Linked DNA regions of Mus musculus: region 2 is linked to region 1. A link is a contact called in ENCODE Hi-C data. All regions are on one chromosome and are shown on one strand. Each heading gives the region's core, a stretch centred on a gene start or an enhancer-like site at or near the end of the contact. The rest is flanking DNA. Distances are from core to core; before and after follow the strand shown.

Evidence for each region. Hi-C counts contacts between places; a loop is a spot of excess contacts on that map.
Region 2: a map of left cerebral cortex shows a loop between it and region 1 (2.5-fold over the local background). The contact joins the promoter of Klhl5 here to the promoter of Wdr19 in region 1. A Hi-C loop is called at or near these places in 3 of 37 maps with a recorded cell type or tissue (heart and left cerebral cortex).

What each region holds. Positions count from the first base shown.
Region 1 is chr5:65,195,827-65,203,222 of GRCm38, forward strand. It overlaps Wdr19 (WD repeat domain 19), which reads left to right and starts at 3,870. Exons shown (of 37, transcript NM_153391.2): 1 at 3,870-3,934; 2 at 6,734-6,825; 3 at 7,126-7,191. The coding sequence starts at 3,929.
Region 2 is chr5:65,126,640-65,134,035 of GRCm38, forward strand. Klhl5 (kelch-like 5) reads left to right here and starts at 4,592. Exons shown (of 11, transcript NM_175174.4): 1 at 4,592-5,137. The coding sequence starts at 4,758. LOC115490189 (a long non-coding RNA gene) reads left to right here and starts at 5,144. Exons shown (of 2, transcript XR_003955931.1): 1 at 5,144-6,331.

The DNA.
Region 1 (7,396 bases), core at 2,620-5,119:
ATTTCTCCAGTCTGCCACTGCCACTGATATTCTTTAAGTAACATAAATTAGGAATGCTCTCTAACACAATATATCAACTGGAGTAACTACAGTTTTACTGAGCAAAAGTGCTACTAATTTGTAACCATTATAGTTTTACAAATGAAAACCCAAGTTTGCTGCTTAGACCTTAGAATTCTCTCTCCTTAGGTTTTATGAAGTCCACCGGTCAGTTTTTTAAAGTTGATTTGAGATGAAATGTATACACCACTAAATCCATCATCTTGAAGTGTACAATACACAAGAGTCACAGAGTTGCATAACCATTACCACCATGTAATAGCCTAAAATTTTCATCACATTTCAAAAACACACACTGCTGGTTTTCTATCTACAGAATTGACCACTGAATGGAGTCTTATAATCTGTCTCTTTTTTTCTGTTTTGGTTCAAGAGAGAGTTCCTGTCCTGGAACTCACTCTGTAGACCAGTCTGATCTCCAATTCAGATATCTGCCTGCCCCTACCTCCTGGGTGCTAGGATTAAAGTTGTGTGCCACCACAGCCCAGCAATGCAATCTCTTCTTGTCAGCAGCTTCTTTCTCTTCATCTGTTTGAGTTGTTATGTGGCGGTCCTCAAGTCGATGGGTTACCTATCCATTCACCTCCTGAAGAAGGCCTTGGTTTCTTCCAAATTTTAACAACTCTGACTGAAGTTGTTATAAATGCCCACGTCTGAGTTTTGTATGGTATGTTTTCATTTTGTTTGGGTAGATACAAGGAATACAAGTCCTGGGTCACATGGCAAAAGCACCCTTAGCTTGGTAGGGAACTGCCAAACTATCCTCCAAAGAAACCGCTTGTCATCTGCAGAGTCCTTCTGGCTAGGAGTTTGGTCAGACATGTTTTATGCATATTTCAAAATCTTTGTTTTCTTGTTTGGTTTTAAAGTTGTCTTTTGAGTCGGTCTTTGGTTAGGCTTGTCTTTTGCACATGTGTGCACTTGGAGGCCAGAGGACAGCTCTCAGGACTCGGTTCTCTCCATCCACAATGTAGTATTGGAATTGAACTGAAAATGTCAGTATTGGCAGCAAGTGCCCACACTCCCTGAGCCATGCCCTGGCCATGCTTTTAGTTTTAATTTAGTTCCATGTATCTATCCTTTCCCCTATGGACTGTTCTTTACTACAGTTTAAAAGTAATCACCAAACCCAAGATCACTTAAGACTTTCTTCTATACCGGCCTTAGTTAAGTTTCTATTGCTGTGAAGAGACACCATGACCGAGGCAACTCTTATAAAGGCAAACATTTCACTGGAGCTGGCTACAGTTTCAGAGGTTTAGTCACATGGCATCATGCAGGCAGACCTGGTGCTGGAGAAGCCAAGGGCTCTATATCTTGATCCAAAGACAGCCAGGAGGAGACTCTCTTCCGCACTGGGCAGAGCTTGAGCACTAGGAGACCTCCAAGCTCACCTACACAGTGACACATTTCCTCCATCAAGGCCACATCTATTCCAACAAAGCCTAAGAGTGCCACTTCCCATGGGCCAAGCATATGCAAACCACCACAATTGTCTTATTTCCAATTTAGCATCTTTCATTTGGTCTGCAGTTGATTTCAAGTAATTTTTGTGAGAGACTTTTTTCAGATTCTCTTGCATGTGGACATACAGTTGTTCCAGCACCTTGTGTTGGGAAGACACTCCTGCTGCCACACTGTTCGGACCTTGCTCTTTGTCAAAGATCAGTTGACTAAATCTTTTTGGATCTTTCCTGGGATGTGTTTGTCTCTTCTATCATCCTTATCACTTAGTCTTAAACACACTCAAAATTTTTTCTTTTACATTTACTTTGTGTACTTACAGTGAGGAATATGTGCAGGGCATATGTGTGGAGTTCAGAGGGCAGCTTGCAGAAGTCAGCTCTCTCTTTCTACCATATGGGACCTGGGATCGAAGTTGGCAGAAAATGTCTTTATCTATCTTGTTGGTCCATTGAAAATAATTAATAATGGAGTGGCTATTTGTAGCTGTACCCATTTAAAAACTTAAAGTGATCCCAGCAGCGACGCGTTCCTATTCTGCACCATCTGCGTCTCCCTGTGGACTTCAGAATCCAGTTGTTAGTGAACCGATTGGGATCTCGTAGTTCCACTAAAGCTACAGACCAACTGGAGGGAAACTGTTATCTTACAATCCTGACTCTTACGATTCATGAGCGTGGGGTGTCTCTCCTTTATAGTCCTTTTAAATTGTTCTCATGACACTTACTTATACGTGCTGGCACGTGTGCCATTGTGTCAGAGGACAACTTGTGGTCATTGCTTCTCTCCTTCCACATTATGCTGGCATTGTGCTGTTTCCTGGGGATTAAGTCGTCAAGCTGGGCAAAGAGGACCCTCCCCCACTGAGCCACCTCACAGCCCTCTGAACTCTTTTAATATCTATCTTCGGTTCTGTACTGTTGTTCACACCCATTATGTATATACGTTGCTAGACTTGTAGCTGCATTCCATTTTGAGAGGTACTCATGAAAATGGCACTGCTCTTTTATTTCAAATCTGCTTATTACTGATATGGAGGGGTGTGACTACTCTTTGTGTATTAAGATTGTATCCTGGAGGCTTGGTATAATTAGCTCTACCTCTACCCCACATCCCTCCCTCTCTTCTACTGATTCTGTACACTCTCAGTCATGTCATCTGCAGTTTTCCCACCTCCTTCCTCAATCAGTATGCTTCTTTTTCTCTCCTTATTGCATTAACTAGGACTTCCACCAGAATTGAGAAAGAGTCACAAGAGGGGACATCCCTGCCTTGTTCCTAATGGGACTACTTTCAAGATTCTTAGCATTAAGTACATCAGCCTTAGGCTATTTGGAGATACTGTTTACAATTTCTATGGTACAGGGTTTTGTTGTCTTGCTTTTTCTTGTTGGGTTTTGTTTTTTGAGAATTTTGAGGGTTTGTTTTATGTTCAGTTTTGTCAAATGCTTTGTTATTATAGCTACTGATGCAACCATGTAGGTTTTTTGTTTTTTTTTTGTTTGTTTTTGATTAGCCTGTTACTATTGTGACAGAGCAAGACAATGCAGAAGTTTCTCCATCTTGTATTCTTGCTGAGGCCATTTTAGGTTTGACTACAATTTTATCTCATGGACGAGAGTCGCTGTGAAAAATTACCCAACTCTATTCTAGGAACCCGAGGTGATGATGCCCAGCTAGCCAACCTTAGCTACTGTGCAGAATCCCACTCCCTCCCTCCAGCCAACTTTTAATGCTTAGCTTCCGCTAAACTTCTTGTTTACCAGGCTCAAATACTACAGGCGAGTTCTTTTCTTTATTTTTTTCAACTATTCCTCCCCGATCACACTAGCTAAAATTGTCTTAATGGTCCTGAAAGAAAACGACTCCTCATACCTCACCTCCGTTAGGGCAAAATCAAAAATAAAAACCCTGCAAGAAAAAAAAATGAGGAATGATACATTAGTTTCTCCAAGCCTTTTTTACAAGTGGATCTTGTAGAAGCCGTCTGGCTCATGAGCCAATTCCTGCCTCCTACTTGCCAACCTCTGGGTCCAGCTTTTTTCCCCCCGGAATTCCTTTACAACCGCTCCTAGGCCAGTGGTTTCTGCTCACATAGCTCAAGACCCTTTCTGTCCATAGGGCCCGCCTGCCTCGCAGCCTCACCCAATCAGAGCTCAGGCAGGAAGTTGACCAGCCCTCGTAGCATTCAACTTCCCGGAGCTTAGCTCCACCTCCATCACGTGACTCTACCCACCCTGCCCATCTCTCTCAAAGGAGGGCTCCGGGGGCAGCTCCGCCCCACGCTCGCTGATTGGTCGCTGTTTGCACGGTCTCCTGGGTGACGAGAACGCGGTAGCGGGGCGGGGGTGTTCTGTTGCGCCTGCGCACTTACAAGAACGGGGGTGTCGCTGGAGCCTTTGAAATGAAGGTAAATAACTTACAAGTGCCAGCGGATTGAGAAGATGTGGCAGCCTCTGTATTTCCTAAACTCTCGGAGCGCGACTCTGAGGAGTTTGTGTCCCTGTCCCTCCGCGGAAGTGCTGAGGATAGAGGAATGAGCTCCGGGAGCGGGCGGGAGGGGATGATGGGCTTGTAAGGATGCAGGGAAAGGAAGCTCTGGAGAGCGGGCTGAGGGAGGCCTGTGCCCTCTGGAATCTGGTAGAAGCCTGATCTGAGTACGCCCGAACTACCGGTATCGCTACCGATTTCTTGTAGCTTAATCCTGGGCAAACCAAGCCACTGGCCCAGAGCCCTAGGGAGAATCAAAAGTCTCTAAAACAGTCATCAAGAATTACTTGGCCTGTGACCTGTCCGGTATGCAGAGCCCTGGTCGCTAGAACACATGATGGAGAAATCTGCACACCTGTGTGCGTCCTCCACTGCACGCAGGTTTTCTGATTGGGTTTGTTGTGAATTCCACAGGGGCAGCCGCTGCACTCCTGTGATTTACCTCAGAGGTACTTACCCCCGCACTGCTCTGACAAAGAAATGGAAACACCGAGTTTAAAATGGTTTCAGCTTTCCTAAAGCTTCACTGTAGCTCTTGTGTGTCCATTGGAATTGGCAGATAACTTTGCATGATTCACTTTCTGGTGTGTCGGAAAGGAGTAAATACTATTCTCTTTACAGTTAAGTTAACCGTGACCTGCAACAAGCAAACCTTTTTGCTGTTCTAGGAAAGCTGTAACTTTTATCTGAGTTGTACCTAGAACCGATATAACTCTGTGGAAGAAAACTAACCTGTAAGATTACAGCCCAAGACAGATCTGCCATGAAAGGAATAGAATCAGGTTTAAGGACGATGTATTCCCAAACTCGCAGAAGTAAGATGGTCTAGAATACGTTGAGTGAGTGTACGTGCTGGAAAAAACCTGTGTGTGCTTGGCATCATAGCGCACCTCTATCTTAAGTTGCGATTCCAGGACACAGGCTTTCGGGAGATGGGCATTTATTCAGATAGCATTGGAGGAGTTGTGTTGTCACTCAGATTCAAGTCTTCAGCTACAGTATCTAAGCTGCATCTACCTAGATAAGGGTGTGCTTGATTAATCTACAGTATTTAAAACTAATATTTTTCATCTAGGGTCATGTTCCTGAGTATTCTAGAATGTAGCAGTCTGATATAAGAATAATATAAGTCAATGAAATTTCAAATTTTTAACTTATAACAACAATAAAATTGTTTAAAAAAAACAAATAACATTGTGATAATACAGTTTGTTTTGCCGAGTATCTCCAAAATTTGTATCAGCATCTAACAGAAAAAATACCAATAAAGCCAGCATTCATTGGTAGCAATGAATCAGCCCACGCCTTTAATCCCAGCACTCTGGGGCTAGAGGCAGGTGGATCTCTGTGAGTTTGAGCTTAGTCCTATCTATATAGTGAGTTTCAGGGCAGCCAGGGCTATATAAAGAGACCTTATCTGAAAACAAACAAATTATCCATGCTATCATTTGTGTTTCTAATAGTCTTTGAAATCTGACATATAGAGTTACAACTAATGCAGATATGAGGACCTCAGTAGGTTGAATCAATGTAAAGTTTTCCCAAGTGACATATTGCCCAGCAAATATGCAATGTAAATATGTGACAAAGAAGTAGGTTTAAGTAGTGAGTAAATGAAGATAATTTTAAAGGGACTGTAAGCATCTTAGGTCTATCCAAGCTTTTTAAATAGTAATTTTGTTCAACGTAGTCCCCCAAATCTGTGTCACATTTAATAAATTCATGTTTAAATTCTTTCGGCATGCATAAAGCACTGTGGCATGTTTTTATAAAGTTAATAATTGAAGACATTTAAAAAGCATACACTTTAATACCAGAACCCAGATGACAAAGGCAGGTGGATCTTTATGAGTTTGAGGCCAGCCTGCTCTAAATAGCAAGTCCCATACAAAGCTACATATTGAGACCCTGTCTCAAACCAGTCAAACAGAAGAACAAAAAGAGTTCTCTGATAATCTCTCTTTTGCCTTGAAGTCTGTTCTAGTTTCATTCTGTTGCTGTGATAAAGTTACCTGACAGAAACAACAGAGGGGAGAAGGGTTATTTCAGTTTTCAGTTCCTGGTTACAGTCCATCAAGCAAGGGGGCACCGTGGTGGGCACATGAAGGAGCTAGTCACATGACATCCCCAGTCACACATACAGAGAAATAAATGCATGCATTCCTGCTTGCTTGGCCTCAGATCATTTCTCTTATATAACGCAGGACCCACTGCCTAGGGAATGGTGCCTCCTACGGTAGCTCTTCCCAAGTCAAGTACCTTAAGGTAGGCTAACCCAGCGTAGAAAGTCCCTTGCTGAGCCTCTCTTCCCAGATGCTCCCAGGTTGTATCCTGCTGCACCAACTACTTACCTTTGACTGATGTTGATTTTGTTTTGTTCAGTTATCATTAATTTGTTTGTTTGTTTGTTTGTTTGTTTGGAAACAGGGTCTTACTCTGTGTCCCTGGCTGGCCTGTAACTCACTGTGTGAACCAGGCTGCCCTGAATGTCACAGAGATCCCTCTATCTGTCAAGTGCAGGGATTAAAGGTGTAAGCCACCATGCCTGGCCCACGCTGTTATTTAGCTATTTATTTATTTATTTATTTGTTTTTGAATAAACATTATCACTCATTCTGCTTTCTGCATATCTGCATGATTAAACTTTGACATATTTTTCTGACCAACACATCATCTTTTTAAAAATGTAAAACTTGTGTTTATTTGTTTATTTTTTTAGCGTGTTTTCTCCCTGCTAGAAAAGTCTTGGCTTGGTGCTCCGATACAATTTGCCTGGCAAAAATCATCAGGAAACTACCTTGCAGTAACAGGGTAAGAAAAGAGTGGCTGTTTGAAATAGTGGCTATGTGTGTATGTGTCCACACCTAACCTGTGCCCATACTGTCTCTTCCGTGTGAATTCTTGTGTGATCATCTGTAGTAGAAAGAAATATTCACTCCCATTAATATCATACCTTAAAGAGTATTTTCCTCAGTCATAACTTTTTAAAAATACAGATTATAGAACTACCAAGAGAGAACACTCACATCAACTGAGATGGAGCCTAATTTTTAAATGCATGGATAAATAAGAGCAACATTGAAATAACTTCTTTATTCTGCTTGATTTCAGAGCTGATTATATTGTTAAAATCTTTGATCGCCATGGCCAAAAAAGAAGTGAAATTAGCTTGCCTGGGTGAGTACAGGGTTGGAGTGAAAACTTCAAGCTTTGTGGTCTGAAAGATTTCAAAAAGAAAATTACTGTCTTAAAATTAAATCAGGTTGAGATTAGGGCTCTCCAGAGGACCAGGTTCAATTCCCAGCACCCACATGGCAGCTCACAACTGTCTGTAACTGCAGCTTCCAGCTGTCTGTAACTCCAGGATCTGACATCCTCACCC
Region 2 (7,396 bases), core at 3,342-5,841, 68 kb before region 1:
TGTATGTAACATATATTGCATATGCACATTATATATATAATATGTATGTATATGTATGTGTGTTTGGAATATCATAGTTCATATATTCATCAAGTGGCTCAGACAACTGACTGTTTTTGGAGGCAGTGGGAGAAATTGAACCTTCACATGTGCTAAACTTCCAGCCCTAGTCTATGAATTAATTTTAGGACACTAATGAACAGAAGAATATGTTTTTGAAAAGGAGCCTATGCCAAAGGTTGTGGCTCCCTTTGGGAAGGAGCATGAACTGTTTGTCATTGTCCCTGGACCTTAGTGAAAATTACATGGTTGGTTCCTGTCATGAAAATACGTTGTGCTTTCTACTTGTGATTTAAACTCTTGTTACTCTAGCATGCCCCTAAAGGTACAAAAGCTAGCTGCTGTTCATCCAGAAATTGACTAGAAAAAAATCTAAAACAAGACCAATACCTTCTAAAAATGTATAATATATAGCAAGGCTCTCCTTGATGGTAAAACAAAGACAAATGACCTAGGAAAAAAATAGATGTAGCCAGTTCAGGAATGGTCAGTGGGCCTATAAAAATGTGCTCAAGGCCAGACATCCTCTAGAGCCAAAAGAATTACAGCCTCATTGCCAGTGTCAGGCCTGCGGAAGGAGGTGAGAAGAGGGTAGTTCTTTTCTGTTGAAATGTGGATTTGAGGAAAGTTAAACTACTCAAATTTGAAGTGTGTATACCTTCAATGCAGCGATTCTCCTGGGAACTAAGCTGTGTCAACGTAAGAGCCTCCCAAGACACTTACTTCAGTGTTGCCCTTAGTAGCAAACAAACACTTGAAAACAACTCAAAGCCTATTATTTGCAAGATGGGTGCTGTTGGTTTGGTTTGGTTTGGTTTGGTCTGGTCTGGTCTGGTCTGGTCTGGTCTGGTCTGATTTGGTCTGATCTGGTCTGATCTGGTCTGGTCTGGTTTGGTTTTGTTTGGTGTGAGACACACTCTCACAATATAGACAAGCCTGGCTTGGTACTTGAGATGTGACCCAGACTGGCCTCAAACTCATGGCAGTGATCCTGTTTCAGCTTCCTTAGTTCTGAAATGTACGGTCTGAACCACCATGCACACCTCATAGAGAGTAATGAACTGTTTACAACTATGAAATGTCATGAAACTGTTTAAGAGGTTTATTAGTTAGTGTGCCCATGTGTGTATGAAATTGTATAAGCAAAGCAACATGCAGAGTTAGAGAGATGGCTGAGTGGTTAAGAGCACTTGTTATTCCCTTCCAGAGGACTAAGTTCAGTTCCCAGACCCAGGTAGGGTGGTGGTTCACAACATCTGAAACCTTTGGCCTCTGAGGGCACCTGCACTCAAATGTGCATCCAGTCACATACACATACACATACATACACACACACATACACACACATACACACACACATACACACACACACATACACACACACACACACACACACACACATACACATACACACACATACATACACACATACACACACACATACATACACATATACATACACACATACACACACACATACACACACACACATACACACACATACACACACACACACACACATACACACATACACATAACAAAATATTCTCAAAAAGAAAAGAAAAATGTTCAAATTGTATGTATAGTATGATCTTTCTTCTAGCAACAATCAAAATTCTTATAAATGTGTGAAAGTGGCATTATGAGTGAGAGAGGGGTGAATTAAGTTCTGGTCACAATGGCAGCAGTTAACTGCTGCAGTTTGTCCTTCTGCAACCCAATCCTGGTGTCCCTTTCAAACCATGGAGCCTGTCTGATAGCCTGCTCAGAACAGCTACTATTGTAAGCAGGTATACATTCAATGTATAGCCCAATTTTCTGATAAAAGGCCCTTTGAATCCTTTTAGCAGGAGGGGTGTGACCTCATAGTTTAACATCCATGGCTCCTTAAGTCTGAATTTCTCCTGATGGAGAATTACTTTTGAGAAATGAATGGCTCATGTCTCAGAGGTCCTTAATGAAAGCCACTGTTGAGTTCAGGTTTCAATGACTCACCAGACAAGATAACAATCAAACCACTTCTAGCTATAAAAAACAGTATTTCCTGGAATTCGAAGCACTGGCGAGTGTTCTCACATTGATTCAATTCAATTTAAAATTTCACATATATAAATTCATATTTATTAAAATTTATTTTGTGGAGAGATGGCTCACTGGTAAGAATGCTTGCTTGGTAAGCACAGGGACTTCGTTGGGATCCCCAGCAGCCATGTAAAACGCTGAGCATGACTGTAGGCGTCATACCTGGAACAGTGGCACTGGGCAGGAGGACGGGCACAGATTCCCAAGAGCTCCCTGGCCAGCCAGCTAGCTGGGTCAGTGAGAGACCCTGTCTTAATCAGTAATGGAGCATGGCAGAGAGAGACACCTGCTGTTTAGCTCTGGCCTGCACATGTGCACCACACACACACACACACACACACACACACACACACACACACACACACACACACGACACACAAATTGTTCTTTTTGTAACAGTTCATGATCCTTTCCTTTGTCAGCATATAAGTTTAAAAACATCTCTGAGAGCTCTAAGATGTCCGTGATCTCTCCTTTGCGTCCTTTGTGTAGAAGTAGTTGGCAGGGTCTTTTTGAATCTTTGCGTCCTTTGTGTAGAAGTAGTTGGCAGGGTCTTTTTGAATGAATTGAAGGTAAAGTCCGTATGCACCACTGCTGTGACATTTCCCACTGTGGCAGTGTATACTGTGCTTTGCCAAGATGTCATCTTTGGCACCTGTCCTCTCAAGGCTTACAGCACTCTCTGGTCATCCCAGATGCTGACAGCTACATCTCCAGTGTGCAGAAACTTTTGTCAGGAAGGAGATTTGCTGCCCGCATCAGGAACCACAAGCGCAGAGAAATGGAGGAGTTGTTTGTAAGTATAACCTTGAGAGAGGAGTAGGGTTGACAGCCAGGGGGACTGGAACTCAAACAGCCTTGTAGAAGAGGGCATGACATCATATGGACTCAGTGATGTAATAGTTGTCTGACATAGGTGAGAGCAGACCCAAGGGTGTCACTTCACCGCTTGCATGCTCCCACCACACTAAAGCTCCAAAGCGTCGATCTCCCAGGCACCCTACTTGGTGTCACCTTGACTTTGTGCTCAGGACGTTTTGTCTCCTTCCTTCACCTAACTTTCTCCTGTTCTTAAAGTTAAGCAGGTATGGCTAGCTGACGGAACCCCTCCTTGTCAGTGTTCCATTCCTACCCAGGCGCTAAGGGAGCTGATTGGAGGTCCCCCACAGTGCCAGTACAGAGCTCTGCGCGGCTTTTCATGCTTCTTATTCTGTTTTTTCTGAACAGTTTTTAGTTCTAGGGGCCACATGAGGTTAAGCTACAGGCCTCATGGTATTTTTGTGCCAAAAGTCTCCAAAACAGACTTTTCAGCCAATGTCAAAACAGCTTTATGTGAAATTATTTGACAGGGGGTTCAGTACTGAACATCTAAATTCTGTTCTGCACTTTAAAATCACAAATTCTTAATATTACACTATTATAATATTTTATATTTTGACTAATCAGTGCTTTTATTCACTTCAGTGACTGTATTTATTCATTCTGGAGGTTAGACATCAGTATGTGTATATTCCTGTCTTCCACCACGCCTACTAGAATACTCAAAGTAACTCTTTAGTATTTTAAATTTTAATTTTTTTCTCCTTATCAATTTGCAGTGAGCATGTCCACAGCACTGCTCTGTCTTGTTGGCCACAGAGGCCACAGTCCAGTGCTCTCTGCAGCTAAGGAATCTTAAGCCTTGAGCCCCACCATCCCTCTCCAATAGGAAATCTAGGTGTCAAACTGGAGGAAGCAGCCCTGTTTGAATTAGAGTGAGTGATATTGGTGTCAGGGTATCCCTTTTAAAGAGTTAGTACTGACATATTTTGGTCCATTGTAGTTTTCAAACTTTTTCGTCTAGTTTTTCTCATTATCCCTTGTTCAAATGAACTCTTAACCAAGGATGTCACTGTGCATCCTGGGAGGAGAGGGAGGAGACAGGAGGATAGTGGCCACCAGTCCAGAGCCCCAGCTTAGACCCTCCTCCTCATCCCCACCCAACACAGCTCAAGAATCCTCAAATCTCATTTAAAATGCTTTTTAGAAAATGTGTTCTGTGATATGAACTAAGAACTCACCTAAGAACTTGGTTTAAAAGCAGGAACCACTGCTGGTGGAAAAGTGGTTTTTAAGTACAAAGGAAAATGCTCTGCGTTAACGGCTCTTGTTTCAGCCATAAAAGAGTTAATGCACCGAGCAATAAAGGCTGCGATTTGATTCTGCAGCGGGGATAGTGCTCTCAGTCTCTGTCATTTGTGGTTCAGAGAAGGGGGTGGTGTTCTGCATTTGAAAGGACTTTAATGAATGCTGTCAGTGTTTGTGCGAGTCCAGGGTCTGGATGGGAAGGGGAGCAGGGAAAGTGCTGGGGCTGCTTCAGGATAGGTGGATCAGAGTTTGCTCCGATCGAGCGGAGTGTTCCACCGCGTTCATCTTTATTCATTACCCTTTGTTCTTCATAGTCTGATATATTGGGATGAAAGTAAATGGAGATATATATTTGAACGATTTGTTTTCTTTTAAAGCTATTTTTTGGGTACAGCAGGGAATATACTTCTCTTGTCTTGGTTGGATACACAAATCTGTGCGCCGTGTTTTTTGCCCGTTGCCTAGACGATCACTCGGTTTCTCTGAGGATGTCTGGTTCTCGCAAAGAGTTTGACGTGAAACAGATTTTGAAAATCAGGTGGAGGTGGTTTGGCCATCAAGCATCGTCTAACTCTTCCGTTGACAGCCAGCAGGGAGAATTTTGGAACCGAGGACAGACCGGAGCAAACGGTGGGAGAAAGTTTTTAGATCCGTGTAACCTACAATTGCCTTTGGCTTCCATTGGTTACCGAAGGTCCAGCCAACTGGATTTCCAGAATTCACCTTCTTGGCCAATGGCATCCACCTCAGATGTCCCTGCATTTGAGTTTACAGCAGAAGGCTGTGCTGGTGCACACTGGCTGGAGAGACCAGAAGTGGACGATGGCACTAGTGAAGAGGAAAATGAATCTGATTCCAGCTCGAGCAGGTTGATTATTCTCTTACTGTCAGAGACGGGGTGCGGGGTGTGTGCTCTATGCTAGTGGAGAATAACTGACTATTTACTAGCTTATCTCTGTGGTTGTCCGTACATCTGCTTCCCGTGAACTGCCTACATGAATGGCATCTTGGTATGGATACGTAGGTTTGCTAGGATTTGGGAAATGTCTCGTTAATTCTGTGAAATTTAAAGGCACCAAATAGCTTTCATTTTGAAATACCTTGCATTTCATGTATAGATCTGACACTGCCTTGAAAATAGTATGTAGCAGCAGTTTTATACGGTGTTGCCTGGCTGTATTCATCCGGCTTCTGTATTTACACTAAAACTATGAGACATTTCTACAGTATAAATCCTTGTGGTATTTTGGGTTATAATAGATTGTGGAGTCGTTTTAATTTGATAAAAATGAAAGGTTCTATAAAAAGAGATACACTGTAGTTCCCAATTTTTGACACCATTTTAGTTGTCAATACTGTTTTTCTGTGGTTATGTCTTTGTCCTGTGGATGTTGCAGCTCTGCAGACTAAGACAGAGAATACTAAGTAATGTATGTGTCTCTCTCAAGGATAGCACCACCGATTCCTGTTACCCCCACTTTCCACTGAAATTCACGCTGTTTAAGGAAAAGAAAGATAATCTTTTAGTAAAGTTTAAGAGAACATGGTGTCGGGAGTGCTAGATGTGGTCAGCCAGTCAAAAAGATGATAAGGAAAATGAGTTGGAAGGAATGCAATAAAGCAAAGAATTGATAATTTCATGATGATTTTGTTCCTCCTTCCTGGCACCTTCTTATCTTTAGGATGGATTTTCTTGGTCCGCTTTCCATGCTGTGTAACAAGTTAAAGTCGACTTTCTGATACATCTTCATTGTAGAATATTTCTAAATACTTAAAGACACAAACACCTACTCATTTGACATTCAATTACTTTTTGCTCTTTGAAATTAGTTTGCAGGTTTTGATTATTATAATCTCTAGGTTGGCTATTGTAAGTGTAGGTAGGCATCCTGAAGAATTCGGGTCGAATGGACTCATAGATTCAAGTGTCTCATGCTTGGAAATCCTCGCCCTTTCTCTTCCTCTAACCTTCAGAACATGGAATTCTGACCTGTGGGAGGATAGAAACATAGACTGTCATCTGTAGCCTGTATAACTGAGAGAGGGGAGAATCTTTACTTAGGTAAATAGCATATTTAATTTAAAAAAAATGTTATTACTTCATGACTTGCCTTTATTGTAAGGGAAAAGGAGCCATGAATAATTTTAATATTGAGATTAACTCAACAAACATGATCCTATTATATATTGGGACTTTTGCCATAAAGAAAACTAATTTTTAATTTTTTTTTACCAATTTCTGTGTGAAAATAAATTTTTCCATTTGAAAAATCAATATATTAAGAATATTTAAATAGTGTTAAAAAACAAAACATTCACTTCTTTACCAGCTTAGGTCATAAAACTATTAACATCTATCTACTACCCAATTATGTGATAATAACATTTATGCACATGTCTAATATAGAGAAAATTTACACATACTTCCTTATATCATAGATAGTTAACATAACCAATGAATATTAAATTTTAACCCTCTTTTGCGTGTACACTGAAATATTTTGGTGAGGTGTTAGTAATGAGAGAAAATATTTTTGTTCTGACTCAGAGATAGTTATTGTATAGTCCTCAAGAATCTTGCATTGATATTTTTACTTATAGGAATATAAAATTAAAATGCTCATCAAGGACATGGTGAACGATGGGAGTAGACATGTCACATCCTCAGAGACCTAATTAAAAAAAAAAACTATGTGTACAGTAAAACATAATATAAGTAAATCTCTGATTTGTAGATAGGAGGGGCCATTCAAGAGCTTATTCTTGATGGTTTAACATTTCAATATTATTGCAAAAAAAAAAAAGATCTATAGTTTAGTGTGTGCTTGTCCCTCACATCTCCATGTCATCCTATGTTGAATGTATCCAATCTTTATGCCTCTGTCAATCCTCTGGCTGACACTTTAACCTTTGTCACAGGGAGAAATTTGTCACCCTCAGCATTTTAAACAGCCAAAGTTCCTAAGTGAGTGTCCTTTTACTATAAGCAAATTGAAGCCCATTAATACTGTTGTCAAATCCCAGCACTTGAGAAGCAGAGGCAGGTGGATTTCTGAGTTCGAGGCCAGCCTGGTCTACAAAGTGAGTTCCAGGACAGCCAGGGCTATACAGAGAAACCCTGTCTTGA